Regions from separate parts of the Homo sapiens genome. Here regions 1, 2 and 4 are each linked to region 3. The links are chromatin contacts, found by Hi-C or POLR2A ChIA-PET in ENCODE. All regions are on one chromosome and are shown on one strand. The core of a region is the stretch at or near the end of the contact, and the rest is flanking DNA. Distances in the headings are between cores, read along the strand shown.

Region 1 (5,025 bases), core at 1,390-3,889, 900 kb after region 3:
ATATTAATGTCTGGAAAACTAGTATGAAATGGTTCATTCTTGGATGGTGACATAAACATGACATGTTACTGGCCTCTTTACAGTTTTCTCAAAGCCCACCTTCAAATTCCAAGGAGCTGCCAGCTCCGGGATTTGAATTCACTCTATCCATGGAAACAAAGCTGAGGGAAATGTCCCCAGACTTTCAGCCAGTTCAAACACAATAATAAAAAAAGGTTTACCTCATACATGCCTCCAACATATGAGGCATGTTATAGGCAGATTATATTTTAATCCTCAACAGCCCCGCTGGGTGAATGCTGTACTCCCATTACACAGAAAACTGAGGCTCAGAGGGGTCAAACAACTGGGGCCAGTTTAAGTTAGTACGTGACAAAGAGCTCTCAGCTACCTCCACCTGCACATTCCACAGACCAGTCCCCTTCAGTTCACTCCCACAGGGAGGTTCAAAACACCACCGACCCTATTCAGACATCCCTTTGCAAGGCCCTGTCACCTGTCTTGCCCAATGCCCACCTAGCCAGGAGAGCCAGGATGCACAGTGAGGAAGGTGGAATGAGGTGCCAACGTAGCCCATCCAGGGAAGGAAGACAGCCCCCCCCCCCCGGCCACCCACTTGCCAGTGGCCCAGGTGGCAGGCCAGCCACTTGCCAATCCCCTTCCTGATCAGGGATTCAGGAAGTGAAGAGAGTGCCCCTGGAAGTCAGGAGACACCTCCAAGATGAAGGCCCTGCCTGCCATAGCCTGACACAGCCTCCCTGTACTCCCTGGGTTGTCCCAGGACGCAGACTCTGTGCTTACCATACCACACCTTTGTCAGTGGTGTGGGCAGGGCCCAGCAGAGTCCTGGACACCCCAGGGAGTAGGAGCTGTGCAGGTAACATAGGAGGGGGTGAAAGGGAAATGAACTCCCTTGGGAGTTCCCCATCCCAGAGGAAATAAAAGTCAAAGCACTCCTTTGTTTTTTCTTCCCAAGCCCTTATAAGGGGCTTTATGGGGCTTGCCTAGGTTTGAGGTGCAGCAGAGGCAGGCGGGTGAGGGCCTCCAGGCTGAGAGATCCTGGGGCAAAAGTGAAACTATATGGTCATGAACACGGGCATGTTCTGAACTCTGTGAAACCCTAGCCCAGGACCTGGCTGACTGTACAATCCGTCACCCGGCACACCGTAACAGAAGACCCTACTACGCGCAGAGGACAGTACTATTGGGGTGGCAACTGAAAAGGGTCCTGGCTGGAGGCGGGGTTTGCTGGAGGGGTAACAGAGCGTGCGCGGAGTGGAGAGGGTACGGAGGCTCACCGCCCAGCATCCCCAACCCCGGCGCTCAGAAGAGCAGCGCGCTCCGGAGCTCGGCGCGCGCGATCAAAGCCGGCGCCGCACGCGCACGCGCGCCCGCAGCCGCTCCCCCGCCCGCGCCGCTCCGGCTCCCGCGCGCGCGCACTTGAGGCCTCCCTTGTGCGTCTCCTCCATTCGCTACGTGCAGAATGGTCCGTCGGCAGCAGCTGCAGCGCTGGGTGGGAGGGGGAGGAGGAGGGGAGGGGGAGGCGGCGCCCAGGTCTCGGGGAGGGGCCGCGGCGGCCCTGGAGATAGAGGGGTGGGGGCGAAGGGGTGGGCCCCCGCAGCGGGGAGGACAGAGGGAGAGTCCGGGTGGGCTCGATGCTCAGCCTTCCCCCTCCCCCGCTCCCGCTTCTTTCTGCGAGGCCATTACGGCCATCTCCCGGCCTGAGCCTCCTGGAACCAAGCCGACCAAGAGGGGTTTCCTCCGTGTTGTCTCGTCCCCAAAACCCAGAATCCAGACCCAAGAAAGAACCACTCCTGCTGACCCCTCCTCCCGCTACCCGTCCCAACCGCATTCCCAAGCTTTCGTGGAGGTGACCCAACAGCAAGCACTTCCCCACTCCGCCTTTCATGGGGTGGGGTCCCTAAGAGGTACTGCAGACTAACTCCTCTTTTCATCTCTTACCCCACCTGGAGGAAGAGGCATGGCCAGGATGGACACCAGAGCACATTTCCCAGCATTTCCAAGGGGAAAGGGCAGCATCTCAGCATGCAGACTCCAACATGGCCACAGAAAGGTCGAGTGGCGCAGAGGAGCAGGCTGCTGCCCAGGCCCCTAGGGCCACTTCCAAAGGAGTGTGACCACGACTAGGTTGCTGTGGACTCACTCGCATTACAGGGCTGCGCCCTATACACCTGTTTGTAAAGGGTCCTCCTAGAATGTAATGGTGAGGGACCACCAAGCGGTGGACCAAGAATTCCAAACAGACCAGCTCCCTGCCTTGCCAGGAAACCAGATGTGGCCCAGATGTCCATAGCAGTTCCTCCCACAGGGTGGGACACCAGCTATTCTGTGCAACCCCTCCCAACCCTTCTTCCAGGGTCAGGGAGGAAAGCTGGCAACCTCCGTTGTCCCTTCCCATTTGGGTTGCTAGAAGGGAGCAACTCACTCATCCTCCTCTTCCTGCCAAGAGCCACCTGGGCTTACCTCTCCAGCAGCCACCTAGGTTCAACCTGTGGTCTAACCTCAAGCCCTCTGCTGACAGGTTAAGTCAAGATCGCCGGGAAGGAAGGCGTCCAGTTTCATTACACACACAGACGTACACACACACCCGACACCGACCCACGCGCCTGGGCTCTGCACAGTGGCTAGACCCCAAAAAGCCGATTCTCCTGTTCCCTCCGTGGTGGCCTCAGTCTTTTGGCGGCGCCCTCTGCTGGCCACTAGGAAGTGCAGGAAAAAACAGTCTGCCCATAGACGCTTGGTGGATCTGGGAAAGGGGACAAGAGGCAGAGAAACAAGTGAAAAGTGGGAGCTGAGAGCAGCGCTGGGCTGGCCACAAACAAGCGAGGCATGGTGACGCCTTCCTGGAGGTGGGGAGTTTTGAGCCAGCTTTCCATGGGCCTAGGGAGACAAGCCGAGCTGGCAGATAGGGGCTCAGGACACCCCAGGAGTGGCCCTTCCTGTGTGCTGAGCCCTACCCCTGTCCTGGATGGCTCATACACCCACTAACTCATATGGCTGCTGTGCCCTGCTTGGGAGTCCTTCCTGTCAGCCTCTATTGGGGTGGTGGGTGGGGAGGAGCAGCCATGGAAACCCTGATCCTTCTAGTCATAGTCTGGCTCCCTGGGGCTGTGAGAGGTGTCCCCAAAGAGAAGCCTCCAATTGACAAACCTCTGCTCCACCCCACCCCACATACACAGAGGATGGCCCAAGCCCAGGTCCCTGGCATGGTGGGGCAGGGGCCTGAGTCACAGCCTGGCGTGACCCTGCCCAGTCCCCAGGAATGGCCAGCTCGTCCAGAGGTGAGACCCAGGTCAACAATCCATCAGTCTGCCTCCTGCCACCAGGTATCCTCCCCATCACGTCCTACACGTGGGGTGGGCCAGGACAGTGCTGGGCAGAGCTAGTGTTGGGCCTGTGCCTGGGGGCCACCAAGGGGGCCCGGAGAAAAGAATGGAGGGGTTTTCACTTCCTGAGCAGCAGGAGGAGCCAGCTGGGGTTAAAGACAGGAGGGACTGGTTGGGCCTACAGGCATTTGGAGTCTCTCCCTGCCTGCTGGGTGAGGGAGGCAGCAGGTGCCAAGAACTGCTAGCTTCTAGGACCTGACCCTCAAGTTGCTTCTCCTGCTGAGGGGCTTCTAGGGTCACCCTCAGGGCCTTGACATCTGCACACATCTGCACAGGCCCTTCACCAGGGACTTAACCTCCAAAGGCAGCTCCTGCTCCCAGCCTTCACAGGCCCCCCTAGGGCCCAAGTCCCCAGACCCAACCTCAGTCTGCAAGCTGGCCAAGTCAGAGGTCCTGGCTGCCTGGACCACTCCCAAGCAGTAAATGGCACTGTGGGCTTCCTCCATCCTGTCTTCCCCGCCCCACTTCATTGATTCACTGACTTCCAACTTACTGGTCAGGCCCCCTTCCAGACCCTGCCTGGATGAAGAGGACTCCCAGAAGCAGTGATTGAAGGCCTAGGAGGATACAGAGAGCCAGGTGCTTTAATTGGAGGTAATTAGTTAATTTACTCTGAAAGCAATGGGGCAGGGCGGGGACAGGGGGAGGAGAGGGGAGGGGAGGAGGTAGGGGGCTGTGACCTAACTGGGCTCAAACTCTCAAACTCTGGTCAGCCTCCTTCTGGACCACAGCAAACCTGTGTGTACCCACCCACTTAGGAGACCCTCTCCTGGGCCCCAGGTCAGAGCAAGACCCAAAGTGGACTAGGGTGGCTCTGCAGAAAAAGCAGGTGCCCTGGGGTGGTGGGAACAGGCCTTTTGAGGTTAGGGAGGTGTGGACTGGCATGAGGGAATTGGAGAGGTGCAAGGAGCTCTGGGATGGGAACTGGTCCCTCTCCTGTCACGTATAATTCCATCCCTCCCAAGGTCATTGCTGTCACCCAAGTTAGGGGCCCAGCCCCCTCCTTTGGTCAGTGAAGTCCCAGGGCAGCCCATTTTAAATACAACGGGGCCTGAAGGCTAACTTCTGGCCTTCCTGCTTCGGGAAATCATTCCAATAACCGGGAAAAAAGGGGGCCCGAGGACAGAGCCCCTGCCGGGCCCCAGGGGGAGTGTCGTCGGCTCCTTTGCGTCGCCGGCCGGCGGCGTGGCGGGGACTCTGGCCGGCAGCCTCCCGCGCCGTCCGGAGCAGCTGACCCGCTGGCGGTGGGCCAGGTCGCGGCGGGGCCTGGAGGCAGCAACGTGCGGCGCGGCATGTCGCGGGCGCCGCGGCAGGGAAATGTGGGGGCGGGCCGGCGCGCCCCCTCCCCCCCGCCTACGCTGGCCCATTCATAAAACCTGCAGGCGCTGCCCGGCCTGGCAGCCTTGGTCTCCTAATTGCAAACTCATTAAGGAGTTTGCATCTCATTTGCATGGAAATCATTTCCTGGCCCTAAACAGAGAAACTTCCCGCCCCTCCACCAGCCCCTCTCTGCCCTGCTTTACCCATGCACAGTCTGGGAGAGGAGAGGGGGCATATCTCTGACCTGCGCCCCTTCCCTGGCCTCACCACCACCCTCCCACTTTAGGAGTTGGGGAAG
Region 2 (5,365 bases), core at 1,251-3,750, 960 kb after region 3:
AATCCCAAAGACATAAATGGAGCAAAATAGGTTTTAAAGAATTCTTGCAACACTGAAGACTAGGAGCTAAGAAGAGTCTAAATAACCATGCTCAGTGCCCAACCACCTGAAAAGTGGACTCCAGGGAAATTTTGTTGTTGTTATCCACCCCGCCCCAAGGGAAACATTTTATCTTTAATATTCAGGAGCAATAATAAAATATTTTGGCCACTGTTCTTCAAGGATTCCACAAGGCACTTAATTCTCATGTCAGGCTTTCTGAAATGCTTGCCCTGGAAAGTGTCACTTGATGGCTCACACACTCCTTGAGGATTAGGTGCTGACCCTAATTAGGCACAGGCAGAAATAGTTCAGGAATCCACATGCTCAGATTCATAACTATACTTTTTGTAAAAAATAAAAACATATAAAAAATGCCTTCTGGCTGGACAAGGTGGCTCACGCCTGTAATCCCAGCACTTTGAGAGGCTGAGTTGCGTAGATCGATTGAGGTCAGGGGCTGGAGACCAGCCTGGGCAACATGGTGAAACCCTATCTCTACTAAAAATACAAAAATTAGCCAGGAGTGGTGGCTCGCGCCTGCAGTCCCAGCTACTCGGGAGGCTGAGGCATAAGAATTGCTAGATCCCAGGAGAAGCTGCAGTGAGCTGAGATCGCACTGCTGCACCCAGATCTCCCCAGCCTGGGCAAGAGAGACTGTCTCAAAAAAAAAAAAAAAAAAAAAAAAAAAGGCCTTCTAGTGATCCTCAGAAATCCAAAAACCAGACAACTATGGCTTCCACTTCCATTTTTCAGATATCCATTATAATACTATTTGACCTCAAAGTGAATTTTATTGTTCCACACAAGCAACAGATTACACCAATTTCACAACTCCCAGAATCCAAACCTACAAAGACCCTTCCCACCAAGCACTTTACCAAAAACGGGCTTCATCTCCATCTTCCTTTCTTTCACAGTTGAAAAACTGCCCTTCCTAATTAAGCCAACCAACTTCTTACCTCAATAAAATCCTTGTTTTTCAGTAGCACGTACAGTATTTCCAGTGATGAACAGTGAACTGTCTTTCGTCTCACACAGTAACCTCCGTGAAGAAGATCCACCTTGTTCTTTACTGTATATTCCTGGCATGCTAACTGCATCCTCAGACAATTTTAAGTGACTGAAAACTCAGGCAAAGAAAGGCAAGAGGGCAAATAGAAGGGCACAGGAGACAACGCTTTTCAAATTTTTCTCACTGCGACCTACAGAAACACACTGTAGAACACCTCCTAGTACACTCACACGTGTGTGTACACCTGAAGTGTCAAGAAACAATACCCTAAGTGCAACACCCTCTGATATTTTCTATTTCAAGTGGCCGTGATCTACTAAACTGATTTCCAACTCACCAATAGGATTCAGTTTGAAAAACACTGCAATAAATCAAACCTTACAGTTGCATTCCACAAGCTACTAATGAACTCTTGAAAATCCAGCATACAGCAGAGACGCTGACCAACTACAAGATCCAAACCCCCCAGGTGGGCAGTGTCCTTCTGTTCAGCAGTGGCAGTTCCCCACCACCACCAGCCCTGAGAGTTAATTATCTCCCAAACTCCCAGAGTTTCCCAAGTAGCCTGAGGTGTCTGTCATATGCCCTTTTAACCTCTTTATAAATTCAGTCCCGTCCGTCTCTTACGGTGGCAAAGTTCATTTATCGTCGGCTGTGGAAAGCAATACTTCCTTTTTGTCCCCTCCAGGAACCAGAAATTAAATGACCAGGTTGGTGCCCGTTGTGCCTTTATGATCTATTTGTGTGGGTGATATATAGAAAGAGTCTCAGTCTCTCCCTTCATCTTTCCAGTCTTAATCACTGGTAGATGCAGTCTCTGGTGAAATAAGAAACCAGGGAACCCCCTGGCCTGGGGGAGGGCGCACTCATCAGCGTTGACAGAGTGAAAGCAAAAACTCAATCCTCACACCACAGAGGCGTCTGGCTAACTCATCTCCAGACCTAAGTTGGGAAAGGGGAGGGGAGCGCGGAAAGCGGAGAAGCCGGAGGAGACGCTCCGGAGTGACCAGCGACGGCTGAACGCAGCCCGCCCTCCCCAAGTCGACGCCGCAACCCGGGGAAAGCAGGTGAGCGCCGGCCACGGACTTGGGGGTCGCAGAAGCAGCCCACGGAGAGCGGAAGGGAGGAGGATCCGGGTAAGGGGCCTCCCCTCCCCGTCGGGACCCCCCTCCCCGTCGGGACCCCCCCCTCCCCGTCGGGACCCCTCCCACTGACGCTCTGCCTCCCACTCTGGCCTCTCCTCACTCACCCCGGGGAGTGGGCCTCCCCTACTGCAGAGAAAGGAAGAGGAGAAGGAGGGAATGAGGACTTAACGCCCACCCCTGCCCCCCACCATACCGCTCTCGCCGCCCGGGAAAATCCCGCCGCGGGCCCCACCAGCCAAGCGCCGCCTTCGCCCCACGCGGCCTCTTCCTAGCGCCTGCGCGCCAGGCCCAGCCCGGCGGACGCGATCTGAGAGTGCGCGCGCACCTTGCGTGCGCCGGCGTGCGGGGCGGGACCTGCGGGGCTCCGCCCCCTCCCCCTCCCTCCCCCCGCTCCCCCTCCCCCATACACTGCCGCGGCCGCCGCAGGAGCCCGGAGCTCGAGCCGCCCAGCGACTCCCCCTCCCCCTCCCCCAGCCCCGCCCCGCCCCAACCCGGGGCTCCGAGCCGGAGCCGAGTCTGCGCCTGGGGGTGAGTACGCGACCCCTACCCAGCCCTCGCTCTTTTCTTCGAAGATCCCACCACCACCCAAAGAAAAAACCTGGACTCAGCTGCGCGTCCCCTCCCTTCAACCTCCTGCGGGACCCAGAGGTGCCCGGGCCCGCGGGACCCAGGGGTGGCGCGCGCTGCCCCCAACCCCGCACCATCCCGAGCCAAATGTGAGTCCTCCAACCCCTGCCGGAGGTCCAGATACGCGCCGCCGGCTCTCCCCAGCCCCGGGGAGATCCCAAAGGGTGGGACCCCCGCCCCCGGCCCCCGAGTGCCACTCTTCTCCCACCTGCCCGGTGCAGGTGCGCGTCCCCTGCGCGACCCTCGGGGGTGCCAGCTGCGCCCCGCCTGTCCGCCGCCGTTTGGGGAACTAGCCGCCCCCGCCCCCGAGTTTTGGACCCCGGGGTCGCCAAGTCCGATGCCTTCTGTGCCTTTTATTTTTTCTGCTGCTCCCGGGGGCGAGTACACCCGAAGCCGGTCCGGGGTAAGGGCTCGGGCTCGGGCAAGGGCAGGGTTCGCAGGTGCTGGCACGAGGCCGGCCGCTGCCCCCGGCTCTGGGGACTGACTGGTCGGCGGGCTGGAGAGGCGGCCGGCCCCGGGAGCGTGTCCTCTCCTTGCGCCCCACACAGTGCAGTTCATTCATGAGCCGCCCGGGCCTGCGTTGGAGGGTGCGGTGGGGAAAAGATTCAGACGCGAAACCGAGAGTGGGGCAAAGGCCCTGTTGTGGGGAGGGGGCGCCGCTTTGTCCCTCCTGGCTGTCTTGACCGCCTAAGGCGGACAGTCCCAAAGCTTGGCACCTTGTTCCCCAGAAAAGGAAAGGACGCTTGGGAAGTGGGGAGGAGAGGTCAGAGGGGCTGGCTGCCCTTGGGGCGCTGTGCTGCCCCCTGCCTGGGTCCCCTGGGCAGAGGTCTGGCCGCTCGGGGCAAGCCTGAGCACTCCACCGCCCTGGGGGGCTGGGGCTTGCCTACCCATTACCAGTCTGCAGCAGCCGGGGAGCAATGAGGCTGTGCCCAACACCTGCTGAAGAGGGGCCCATCCTGCCTCCCAGGCCAGGGTGAGGTGGGGAGTGGGAGTGTCAGCCAGGCTTCAAGTGGGGGTGTGCTGGCAGCGTGATTGTCCTCCAGGGCACCAGAGGGTCCAGGCCTTGGCATGCCCCAGGTGGCACATGCTGGGGCCTGCTGTTGGCTCACTCAGTGCAGTCTTGGCCTGTGGGTGGATGGGGACATGGCAAGGCAGAAGGCAGGCAGTGGGTAACTAAGAACCCCCTTGGACATCATTCAAGTTCTCTCCAAGTATAGCAGAGTCTTAGAGACCTGCGTTCAAATTCTAGCTCTACTATTCTTCAGCTGTGTGACCTTGACAAGTTACTTAACCTGTCTGAACCTCAGTTTTCATTAAAAAGTGTTTATGCCTATAATTCCAGCACTTTGGGAGACTGAGGCGGACAGATCACTTGAGGTCAGGAGTTCGAGACCAGCCTGGCCAACATGGTGAAACCCCATCGCTACTAAAAATACAAAAATTAGCCGGGCATGGTGGCACACACCTGTAATCCCAGCTACTCAGGAGGCTGAGGCAGGAGAATGGCTTAAACCTGGGAGGCGGAGGTTGCAGTGAGCCGAGATTGTGGCACTTCACTCCAGCCTGGGTGACAGAGCAAGACTGTCTCAAAAAAAAAAAAAAAAAGAAAGAAAAGAAAAAGAAAAAAAGTGTGGTTACTACCACCTCCTTACAAGTTTTATCATGGGAATCAAACAAGGTAACAGAAGTAAAGAGCTTGGCATCCTTCCTGGTAATTGATCAATAATGGGTTATCATCTCTGAACTTCTGACCCATAACTCTCCCATGCCTCCACCTCCCAGGCTACCACAGATGGATGGGGTATGTTCAAAGAGTGAGAATATTCCCTGTCACTCAGTGGCAGAGTCCCTAACACAGTGTAAACCCTTAGGTCTAAATAAGAAGCCCAACCTGACTGAGGGGCTCTGTTATATTTCTATCATGTTACATTCTGTGTTTTTATCTTATTTTTGTTTTTACCAATTTTCTTTCTCTAAACCAACCCCTTTTATTCCATACCTTATTAATAACAATAACTAATTCCTAGAGCCCATTATATGCCTTGAACTATATTAAGAGCTTTACATAAGTCATCTTGTTTAATCCCCAGAACAACAACACAACTGGATTATTGTCCCATTTTACAAATGAAGAAACTGAGGCCCAGGGTGACTAAGTAATTTTCCCAGGTTAGAAGCCTGGTCTGTCACATCCTAGAGTCTGTGCTTTTAACCACCAGACTATGGTGCCTGTCCCCTATGCCTGCCTCAGAACCTGAAATCACAAACCCAAGGCCTGAGTGGAGGGAAGCTACAAGCAAGAGGAAAGGCAAGCAGGTAGAAATAGGGTATGGCATTTCTCCAGTGTGGTAACTGACTGCCTCCGGCTCCCTGGTGGAAGTGGCTCTTGTTTGCAGATAACTCTGCAAAGTGCAGTGGTTAAGAGCATACACTCGAGCCAGGCAGCCTGGGTCCTTATCTGGGTCTACCACAGACTGGCTGTGTGACCTTGAGCAGCTCATATACTCTCTCTGTATCTCAGTGTCCTCCTGGGGTTGTG
Region 3 (5,181 bases), core at 1,869-4,368:
TTTTTATGTAAACTCTTATGATTTTTAAATGTTATAAGGTCCAAATAAAACACCTCTATGAGACAGTTTTTGATTTTGACTTTATCCCTAGCAATACTTTTGGCTCTGGAACCTGCAGTAATCCAATAGTGTGGGTAGAGGTCTCCTCCTGACTCCCTGTGGTGACAAAGGACATGAAGATGGGCCATCCCAAGCAGACAGAGAAGCTGTGACACTAACACTGGTGTGCAATGACCCAGGAGTTGGGAGAAGTTGAAGAGAGGGCAGCCTATTTGAAGGGAAGCTAAGGACTGCGTTCTTCCCAGACACCCTCCCCTATAGATGTGACAGAGAGCAGTTGTCCCTGCTGAGGGATGTCACCCCTGCATGTGTCTAAACTAGGGGGCGCAAATGAAAGGGTCTTTAGAGGGCAGGTGGGAATGAAATCCCAGAGCTTTGGCTGTAATATTATGGTGCTCAGACAAAACATGACCCCAGGCATCATTTGTGGTCCCTAAAACCCTTCTGGAACCTATTTATCTGTTTGACCTGTTCTTCCTCTTGGGCTAACACGTTCCATATGTTTAAGTACCTGTTGTAAAGAGTAAATTAGTGGAGGGAGGGGAGACCTCTTTAAAACTATTGGGGGCTGGGTGCAGTGGCTCAGGCCTTTAATCCCAGCACTTTGGGAGGCCGAGGTGAGAGAATCGCTTGAGCCCAGAAGTTTGAGACCAGCCTGGGCAACATAGGGAGACCTTATCTCTATATGACAAAAAATACACACTATATTTTATTCACTATACACACAAAATACACACTATATTTTACTGATCACTTGCACATATTTTATTTCAGTATTTTTCAAGCTTTTGGATTGTGACTCACAGTAAGAAATGCAGTTAATATTGTCATCCATTACACACATACACTGAATTATGAGAAATTGACAATATCCCACCTTCTTGACCTATAAAATGGCAATTTTGTAGGGTTCAACCTATATATAATGCAAACAAACATTTTATGCAACAATATTTGCCCTTGCTTTTTGTGATACCCATTAATTTATTCTTTTAAATGTTGATTGTAGTATACTGAATTGATATCACTACCACTACCAGTAATGACTAGGTTACAATCAACTGCTTTATTTAATCTCCATAATTTTTCGGGCAGGAATAATCACTGCCTCCCATCCCCTTAAACATGCCAAGATGCTTTATCCCTAGGATGAGGTGACTTACTCCAGGTAACTCCTATTGCCTAACCACTGACCAATTACTCTGCCCTTTAGTCTTTATGTCATTAAATCTGCATTAAGAATTTCATGGAATAGGCCCGGCATGGTGGCTCATGCCTGTAATCCCAGCACCTTGGGAGACCGAGGTGGGAGGATCACTTGAGGTCAGCAGTTCGAGACCAGCCTGGACAACATGGCGAAACCCCATCTCTACTAAAAACACAAAATAACTAGCCAGGTGTGGTGGTGGGCACCTGTAATCCCAGCTATTTGGGAAGCTGAGGCAGCAGGAGAATCGCTTGAACTGGGGAGGCAGAGGTTGCAGTGAGTCGAGATCGTGCCAGTGCACTCCAGCCTGGGCGACAGAGCGAGACTCTGTCTCAAAAAAAAAAAAAAAAAAAACTCAGGGAATGGATAGCAGCATTGATGAATATTGCGTCTGGAGAGATCAGATCACTTGTCACTTGTTTCCAGGCACAGGGCTTACCAAGAGGCAGATTCCAGATTTAAATAATTCTGTAACAGCAAAGTCCAAGCTATTTTCACTGCTTTGGAGAAAAGACCCAGACCCAGAGCTTGAACCTCACTTTGCAGCACCCCAGTTCTAATCTTTTAAGTTTTTTTTTTTTTTTTTTTTTTTTTCTGCTGGGCACGGTGGTTCATGCCTATAATCCCAGCACTTTGGGAAGCCGAGGGGGAAGGATCGCTTGAGGCCAGGAGTTCGAAACCAGTCTGGGCAACATGGCAAAACCCCATCTCTACAAAAAATACAAAAATTAGGCCAGAGTGGTGGCGCGCACCTGTAGTTCCAGCTACGTGAGAGGCGGAGGTGGGAGAATCGCTTGAACCCGGGAGGCAGAGGTTGCAATGAGCTCAGATCCCGCCACTGCACTCCAGGTTGGGCGACAGAGCGATACCCTGTGTGAAACTTTTTTTTTTTTCTCCAACGGGCTTTCCAGAGAAGTGTGTGTATGTGCGTGTGTGTGCGCGAGCGTGCTTGCTTGGGCTTAAACTTTCTGTCGGGCCACACTTTCCCAAGTCTTTGCACTGGCTGTAGGGTGGGCTTTATCCTCGGGACGTCCTCCTCCCCAAGTCCAGCCTGCAGCTGGAAGTCTTCACTGATCTCCATCTCTCCTCCCTGATCTCCGTCTCTCCTCCCTGCCCGCCTCAGGACTGGGAGGCCGATCTCTCTCTCTCGCCCTCCCCTCCACCAGCCTTTTCCAGATGTATGTCTGCCAAAGACCCCCCAGTGCAGAGGATGATGAATGAAGATCCTCGAGCCAGCCCGGTGGGAAAGTTTCGTCGCCTACAAAAGCGAGGGAAAGGGAAGGGAAGTTGGGGGTAGGGGAAAAGTTAGAGCTGAGAGGCTGGGGCGCGACGAGTCTGGACACCGGGCGGGGACCCAAGCTCTCTCCGCTCAGCCAATAACTGTGCCTCCCTTAGGAAGGCGTGAGGAAATGCTCCAATCAATCCCTGCACTCCTCCCTTGGAATTTGGGCTGTATTTTTTTATTTACTGCAAACCCCACAATCCACCCAGGGGTTTCCCCAGTGTTTGCCTCCAGCGGTCCCGGTGCCCATTTACTAGTGCTGCTCCCTCTCTTCCGCAAGACTGCGCTCCAGTCCCAGCCTCCTTCTCCGCGGGTGCCTCCCAAACCGTTCTATCATTCTCGGGTTCAGGGAGGCGGAATCGTGCCTGCTCTCCGGTTCCTTTAAGAGGCGTCGGCTCCACCCCTCTCAGAGTCGCGGTCTGACGCGAGATGACAGCAACGAGTTCGGTATGTCTATGCAAATAAGCGCCCTCTTGTGGGCCAATGGGGAGCGGAGGTGCCGGAACCACGGACCAATGGGGCGGGGGCGCTGGGGCTCACCATATAAGGAGCGGCCTCGCCATAAAAGGAAACATTGTATCTCTTTATATGGGGGGAAGGGTCGGGGGATCCCTCCGCCGCCAGCGCGTGGTCCCGGCCCCCTCCACCCGCCGTCTCGGCCGCGGCCAGCAGCCCCTGCCCCCCGGGGGACGCTGACGGCCGCCCGGCGCGCCGCCCTAGCAGACGGACAGGGGGCGCTGCGCGCGGCCTGGGGCAACCCGGGCCACAGGGGCAGGAAAGTGAGGGCCCAGGTCGGCCCGGGCGTGCAGGGGCCCCGGGTTCGCAGCGGCGGCCGCGGCAGCGATAGCGGCACTAGCAGCAGCGGGAGTGCCGGGTTGAGCCGGGAAGCCGATGGCGGCGGCTGCGGCGGCTCCGATTCCTCGCTGACTGCCCGTCCGCCCTCCTGCATCGAGCGCCATGTTACCGACCCAAGCTGGGGCCGCGGCGGCTCTGGGCCGGGGCTCGGCCCTGGGGGGCAGCCTGAACCGGACCCCGACGGGGCGGCCGGGCGGCGGCGGCGGGACACGCGGGGCTAACGGGGGCCGGGTCCCCGGGAATGGCGCGGGGCTCGGGCCCGGCCGCCTGGAGCGGGAGGCTGCGGCAGCGGCGGCAACCACCCCGGCGCCCACCGCGGGGGCCCTCTACAGCGGCAGCGAGGGCGACTCGGAGTCGGGCGAGGAGGAGGAGCTGGGCGCCGAGCGGCGCGGCCTGAAGCGGAGCCTGAGCGAGATGGAGATCGGTATGGTGGTCGGTGGGCCCGAGGCGTCGGCAGCGGCCACCGGGGGCTACGGGCCGGTGAGCGGCGCGGTGAGCGGGGCCAAGCCGGGTAAGAAGACCCGGGGCCGCGTGAAGATCAAGATGGAGTTCATCGACAACAAGCTGCGGCGCTACACGACCTTCAGCAAGAGGAAGACGGGCATCATGAAGAAGGTACCAAGCCGGGGGGCTGGCCGGCCCCGGGGCCCGGTTGGGGTGGGGATGTGCAAAGGGAGCCCGGGAGGACCGCAGAGCCGAGGCGGAGGTGAGAGGCTGCGAGTCCGCAGGAGGTGTGTGGGAGGGGATGGCTCCTGCCCGGGGAGGGCCGAAGGGGAGGGGCCGCCGGGGAAATGTGGGGAGAGGGGAGATCCCGCGAACGCTCGCAACCGTGGGGAAAGGCGCAGAGGTGGGAGTGACCGGCGCCAGAGAGGAAGAGGGCCCTTGCTGAGTGAAGGGGTGAGGAGCGGTGATGGGAGGCTACGAGGCTGCCGGGGAGGTGGATAATGAGAACCCGGGATCAGTAGGTCCAGTGCACTCCGGTGTTCGGACGAGGGCGCCGGAAAAGCAGGGAGCAAACGAGAAGGTATGGAGGTGAGGAGGCTGGAGCTGCATGACAACAATGAGCGAACATGTGTGGGAGGAAGTGGGCACCACGAGAGTAGTGCTGGTTGGAAGGACAGGCAGGGTTAGGGACCAGGTAAGGGAGCGGGGCAGGAGAACTGGTGCTGCCCTGAGCAGCAGGAACCTAGTCCTGCGCCGGCCGTGAGTCTTCCATGGCATCCACTGGGAACCACATGCTCCTGGCAGGACCCGCTGCAGAATCTCCTGCCGTTAGGACAAGTGGGGTTTCCAGCCCTAGGGAGAATCTATGCTTGGATGGGGTTTGGGGGAAGTCAGGGAGGCTTGCAGAGGTACCTAGGAATTCCTCTTCTGCCAGCCAGTGAAAAGTGTTGAGGAAAGGAGTCATTTTGGGGTGTAGACGATAAGGGAAGAGATGAAAGCAGAGGAACTGGGAGACAAGGAGCTGGATCCTTGGGAACACTGGCTGGTGTTTATTTCTGTCCCATGTAGAAACCAGAGCTGCTTCCAAGGTGGTTTGCAGAACTTTGTTGGGAGAGTATGGCATCTATGGGGCCATCCTTGAAGGTCCCCTTCCTGGGCTCATGGCAGGATGTTTAGTGCTAATCTAGGTCTCGTCTCCCATCACTCCAGACACTGTTGTATCAGTGTCCCTTGTCACTTGATCATCAGTGGAGAAGATTGTGGGGGGAGGTAATTAAGGAAAACTCTCTTCTCTCCTTCCATAACCTTCTTCCCAAGACAAAGGAGTAAGGGC
Region 4 (5,043 bases), core at 805-3,304, 600 kb after region 3:
ATCCTGCCCCAAGATGTCTACAGCTTGTGCTCCTGGGGTGCTAGAGGCGCACAAGGAGGAAAGTTAGTGGCTTCCCTTCCATATCCCGTTCATCAGCCTAGAGCATGGAGCCCAGGTGAGGAGGCCTGCCTGGGAGGGGGCCCTGAGCCAGGAAATAAACATTTACTAACTGTACAAAGACCTTGTCCCTGCTGCTGGGGAGCCTGCCAAGTGGTGGAGACAGGACTAGTGCACGAATGATGGAAAGGGAGGGTTGGGGTGGGTGGGAGCCAGCCCTTTTCCTCATAAGGGCCTTAGGACACCATACCGATGGAACTGGGGGTACTGGGGAGGTAACCTAGCACCTCCACCAAACCACAGCAACATGTGCTGAGGATGGGGCTGACTAGGTAAGCTCCCTGGAGCGTTTTGGTTAAATTGAGGGAAATTGCTGCATTCCCATTCTCAGTCCATGCCTCCACAGAGGCTATGCCAGCTGTAGGCCAGACCCTGGCAAGATCTGGGTGGATAATCAGACTGACTGGTCCCACTCTTCCCACAGGCCTCAGAGCCCCAACTTTGTTCCCTGGGGCAGCCTGGAAATAGCCAGGTCAGAAACCAGCTAGGAATTTTTCCAAGCTGCTTCCTATATGCAAGAATGGGATGGGGCCTTTGGGAGCACTTAGGGAAGATGTGGAGAGTTGGAGGAAAAGGGGGCTTGGAGGTAAGGGAGGGGACTGGGGGAAGGATAGGGGAGAAGCTGTGAGCCTGGAGAAGTAGCCAAGGGATCCTGAGGGAATGGGGGAGCTGAGACGAAACCCCCATTTCTATTCAGAAGATGAGCTATGAGTCTGGGCTTGGGCTGATAGAAGCCTTGGCCCCTGGCCTGGTGGGAGCTCTGGGCAGCTGGCCTACAGACGTTCCTTAGTGCTGGCGGGTAGGTTTGAATCATCACGCAGGCCCTGGCCTCCACCCGCCCCCACCAGCCCCCTGGCCTCAGTTCCCTGGCAACATCTGGGGTTGGGGGGGCAGCAGGAACAAGGGCCTCTGTCTGCCCAGCTGCCTCCCCCTTTGGGTTTTGCCAGACTCCACAGTGCATACGTGGGCTCCAACAGGTCCTCTTCCCTCCCAGTCACTGACTAACCCCGGAACCACACAGCTTCCCGTTCTCAGCTCCACAAACTTGGTGCCAAATTCTTCTCCCCTGGGAAGCATCCCTGGACACTTCCCAAAGGACCCCAGTCACTCCAGCCTGTTGGCTGCCGCTCACTTTGATGTCTGCAGGCCAGATGAGGGCTCCAGATGGCACATTGTCAGAGGGACACACTGTGGCCCCTGTGCCCAGCCCTGGGCTCTCTGTACATGAAGCAACTCCAGTCCCAAATATGTAGCTGTTTGGGAGGTCAGAAATAGGGGGTCCAGGAGCAAACTCCCCCCACCCCCTTTCCAAAGCCCATTCCCTCTTTAGCCAGAGCCGGGGTGTGCAGACGGCAGTCACTAGGGGGCGCTCGGCCACCACAGGGAAGCTGGGTGAATGGAGCGAGCAGCGTCTTCGAGAGTGAGGACGTGTGTGTCTGTGTGGGTGAGTGAGTGTGTGCGTGTGGGGTTGAGGGCGTTGGAGCGGGGAGAAGGCCAGGGGTCACTCCAGGATTCCAATAGATCTGTGTGTCCCTCTCCCCACCCGTCCCTGTCCGGCTCTCCGCCTTCCCCTGCCCCCTTCAATATTCCTAGCAAAGAGGGAACGGCTCTCAGGCCCTGTCCGCACGTAACCTCACTTTCCTGCTCCCTCCTCGCCAATGCCCCGCGGGCGCGTGTCTCTGGACAGAGTTTCCGGGGGCGGATGGGTAATTTTCAGGCTGTGAACCTTGGTGGGGGTCGAGCTTCCCCTTCATTGCGGCGGGCTGCGGGCCAGGCTTCACTGAGCGTCCGCAGAGCCCGGGCCCGAGCCGCGTGTGGAAGGGCTGAGGCTCGCCTGTCCCCGCCCCCCGGGGCGGGCCGGGGGCGGGGTCCCGGCGGGGCGGAGCCATGCGCCCCCCCCTTTTTTTTTTAAAAGTCGGCTGGTAGCGGGGAGGATCGCGGAGGCTTGGGGCAGCCGGGTAGCTCGGAGGTCGTGGCGCTGGGGGCTAGCACCAGCGCTCTGTCGGGAGGCGCAGCGGTTAGGTGGACCGGTCAGCGGACTCACCGGCCAGGGCGCTCGGTGCTGGAATTTGATATTCATTGATCCGGGTTTTATCCCTCTTCTTTTTTCTTAAACATTTTTTTTTAAAACTGTATTGTTTCTCGTTTTAATTTATTTTTGCTTGCCATTCCCCACTTGAATCGGGCCGACGGCTTGGGGAGATTGCTCTACTTCCCCAAATCACTGTGGATTTTGGAAACCAGCAGAAAGAGGAAAGAGGTAGCAAGAGCTCCAGAGAGAAGTCGAGGAAGAGAGAGACGGGGTCAGAGAGAGCGCGCGGGCGTGCGAGCAGCGAAAGCGACAGGGGCAAAGTGAGTGACCTGCTTTTGGGGGTGACCGCCGGAGCGCGGCGTGAGCCCTCCCCCTTGGGATCCCGCAGCTGACCAGTCGCGCTGACGGACAGACAGACAGACACCGCCCCCAGCCCCAGCTACCACCTCCTCCCCGGCCGGCGGCGGACAGTGGACGCGGCGGCGAGCCGCGGGCAGGGGCCGGAGCCCGCGCCCGGAGGCGGGGTGGAGGGGGTCGGGGCTCGCGGCGTCGCACTGAAACTTTTCGTCCAACTTCTGGGCTGTTCTCGCTTCGGAGGAGCCGTGGTCCGCGCGGGGGAAGCCGAGCCGAGCGGAGCCGCGAGAAGTGCTAGCTCGGGCCGGGAGGAGCCGCAGCCGGAGGAGGGGGAGGAGGAAGAAGAGAAGGAAGAGGAGAGGGGGCCGCAGTGGCGACTCGGCGCTCGGAAGCCGGGCTCATGGACGGGTGAGGCGGCGGTGTGCGCAGACAGTGCTCCAGCCGCGCGCGCTCCCCAGGCCCTGGCCCGGGCCTCGGGCCGGGGAGGAAGAGTAGCTCGCCGAGGCGCCGAGGAGAGCGGGCCGCCCCACAGCCCGAGCCGGAGAGGGAGCGCGAGCCGCGCCGGCCCCGGTCGGGCCTCCGAAACCATGAACTTTCTGCTGTCTTGGGTGCATTGGAGCCTTGCCTTGCTGCTCTACCTCCACCATGCCAAGGTAAGCGGTCGTGCCCTGCTGGCGCCGCGGGCCGCTGCGAGCGCCTCTCCCGGCTGGGGACGTGCGTGCGAGCGCGCGCGTGGGGGCTCCGTGCCCCACGCGGGTCCATGGGCACCAGGCGTGCGGCGTCCCCCTCTGTCGTCTTAGGTGCAGGGGGAGGGGGCGCGCGCGCTAGGTGGGAGGGTACCCGGAGAGAGGCTCACCGCCCACGCGGGCCCTGCCCACCCACCGGAGTCACCGCACGTACGATCTGGGCCGACCAGCCGAGGGCGGGAGCCGGAGGAGGAGGCCGAGGGGGCTGGGCTTGCGTTGCCGCTGCCGGCTGAAGTTTGCTCCCGGCCGCTGGTCCCGGACGAACTGGAAGTCTGAGCAGCGGGGGCGGGAGCCAGAGACCAGTGGGCAGGGGGTGCTCGGACCTTGGACCGCGGGAGGGCAGAGAGCGTGGAGGGGGCAGGGCGCAGGAGGGAGAGGGGGCTTGCTGTCACTGCCACTCGGTCTCTTCAGCCCTCGCCGCGAGTTTGGGAAAAGTTTTGGGGTGGATTGCTGCGGGGACCCCCCCTCCCTGCTGGGCCACCTGCGCCGCGCCAACCCCGCCCGTCCCCGCTCGCGTCCCGCTCGGTGCCCGCCCTCCCCCGCCCGGCCGGGTGCGCGCGGCGCGGAGCCGATTACATCAGCCCGGGCCTGGCCGGCCGCGTGTTCCCGGAGCCTCGGCTGCCCGAATGGGGAGCCCAGAGTGGCGAGCGGCACCCCTCCCCCCGCCAGCCCTCCGCGGGAAGGTGACCTCTCGAGGTAGCCCCAGCCCGGGGATCCAGAGAACCATCCCTACCCCTTCCTACTGTCTCCAGACCCTACCTCTGCCCAGTGCTAGGAGGAATTTCCTGACGCCCCTTCTCTTCACCCATTTCCTTTTTAGCCTGGAGAGAAGCCCCTGTCACCCCGCTTATTTTCATTTCTCTCTGCGGAGAAGATCCATCTAACCCCTTTCTGGCCCCAGAGTCCAGGGAAAGGATGATCACTGTCAGAAGTCGTGGCGCGGGAGCCCACTGGGCGCTTTGTCACATTCCACCGAAAGTCCCGACTTGGTGACAGTGTGCTTCCCTTCCCTCGCCAACAGTTCCGAGTGAGCTGTGCTTTAGCTCTCGTGGGGGTGGGTCAAGGGAGGATTTGAAGAGTCATTGCCCCACTTTACCCTTTTGGAGAAATGGCTTGAAATTTGCTGTGACACGGGCAGCATGGGAATAGTCCTTCCTGAACCCTGGAAAGGAGCTCCTGCCAGCCTTGCACACACTTTGTCCTGGTGAAAGGCAGCCCTGGAGCAGGTGTTTTTTTGGAACTCCAAACCTGCCCACCCAACTTGCTTCTGAAAGGGACTCTAAAGGGTCCCTTTCCGCTCCTCTCTGACGCCTTCCCTCAGCCAGAATTCCCTTGGAGAGGAGGCAAGAGGAAAGCCATGGACAGGGGTCGCTGCTAACACCGCAAGTTCCTCAGACCCTGGCACAAAGGCCTTGGCTACAGGCCTCCAAGTAGGGAGGAGGGGGAGGAGTGGCTGCCTGGCCACAGTGTGACCTTCAGAGGCCCCCAGAGAAGGACACCTGGCCCCTGCCTGCCTAGAACCGCCCCTCCTGTGCTCCCTGGCCTTGGAAGGGGTATGAAATTTCCGTCCCCTTTCCTCCTTGGGGCCCAGGAGGAGTGGAGGGTCCCGGGAGAATATTGTCAGGGGGAAGGCAGGGGGTGTCATGGGAATGGGTGAGGGGGCTGAGGTGCAGAATCCAGGGGGTCCCTGCAGGAGCCGCAGTGGTAAGCTGTCCAGCTGGAAGCCTGGTAACTGTTGTTTTCTCTTGAGAGGGGCTTCCTGTGACCTTGGCTGTCTCTGGGAGCAGGGCTGGG

The links. A loop is a pair of places that touch in the nucleus more often than their neighbours do. ChIA-PET counts read pairs that join two places held with the same protein, here RNA polymerase II (POLR2A). Pooled maps may share reads with other maps.
Region 1: a pooled map shows a loop between it and region 3 (21-fold over the local background). The contact joins the promoter of SCIRT here to the promoter of SRF in region 3. A Hi-C loop is called at or near these places in 3 of 37 single-sample maps with no recorded cell type and 7 of 50 pooled maps.
Region 2: a map of sigmoid colon shows a loop between it and region 3 (6-fold over the local background). The contact joins the promoter of MRPL14 here to the promoter of SRF in region 3. A Hi-C loop is called at or near these places in 1 of 168 maps with a recorded cell type or tissue (sigmoid colon), 3 of 37 single-sample maps with no recorded cell type and 8 of 50 pooled maps. POLR2A ChIA-PET finds 5 or more read pairs at or near these places in 2 of 52 experiments (A673 and OCI-LY7).
Region 4: a loop to region 3 is called in a map of sigmoid colon, with 7 times the contacts of the local background. The contact joins the promoter of VEGFA here to the promoter of SRF in region 3. A Hi-C loop is called at or near these places in 2 of 168 maps with a recorded cell type or tissue (naive thymus-derived CD4-positive, alpha-beta T cell and sigmoid colon), 5 of 37 single-sample maps with no recorded cell type and 13 of 50 pooled maps.

Annotation. Positions count from the first base shown.
Region 1 is chr6:44,072,013-44,077,037 of GRCh38, forward strand. SCIRT (stem cell inhibitory RNA transcript) reads right to left here and starts at 2,640. Exons shown (of 5, transcript NR_125864.1): 1 at 2,485-2,640. RefSeq lists enhancers at 1,051-1,110, 1,151-1,250, 2,271-2,530, 3,651-3,720 and silencers at 1,331-1,410, 1,501-1,760.
Region 2 is chr6:44,124,952-44,130,316 of GRCh38, forward strand. It overlaps MRPL14 (mitochondrial ribosomal protein L14), which reads right to left and starts at 2,501. Exons shown (of 3, transcript NM_032111.4): 1 at 2,393-2,501. It overlaps TMEM63B (transmembrane protein 63B), which reads left to right and starts at 2,603. Exons shown (of 24, transcript NM_018426.3): 1 at 2,603-2,727. RefSeq lists silencers at 2,234-2,293, 2,324-2,373, 2,394-2,793, 2,834-2,943, 3,124-3,283.
Region 3 is chr6:43,168,151-43,173,331 of GRCh38, forward strand. It overlaps SRF (serum response factor), which reads left to right and starts at 3,119. Exons shown (of 7, transcript NM_003131.4): 1 at 3,119-4,019. The coding sequence starts at 3,507. RefSeq lists enhancers at 2,323-3,052, 4,079-5,047, 4,338-4,547 and a silencer at 3,028-3,607.
Region 4 is chr6:43,768,157-43,773,199 of GRCh38, forward strand. It overlaps VEGFA (vascular endothelial growth factor A), which reads left to right and starts at 2,055. Exons shown (of 8, transcript NM_003376.6): 1 at 2,055-3,156. The coding sequence starts at 2,551. RefSeq lists silencers at 1,868-2,117, 2,495-3,434, 3,505-4,024 and enhancers at 2,480-3,245, 3,246-4,011, 4,012-4,777, 4,778-5,043.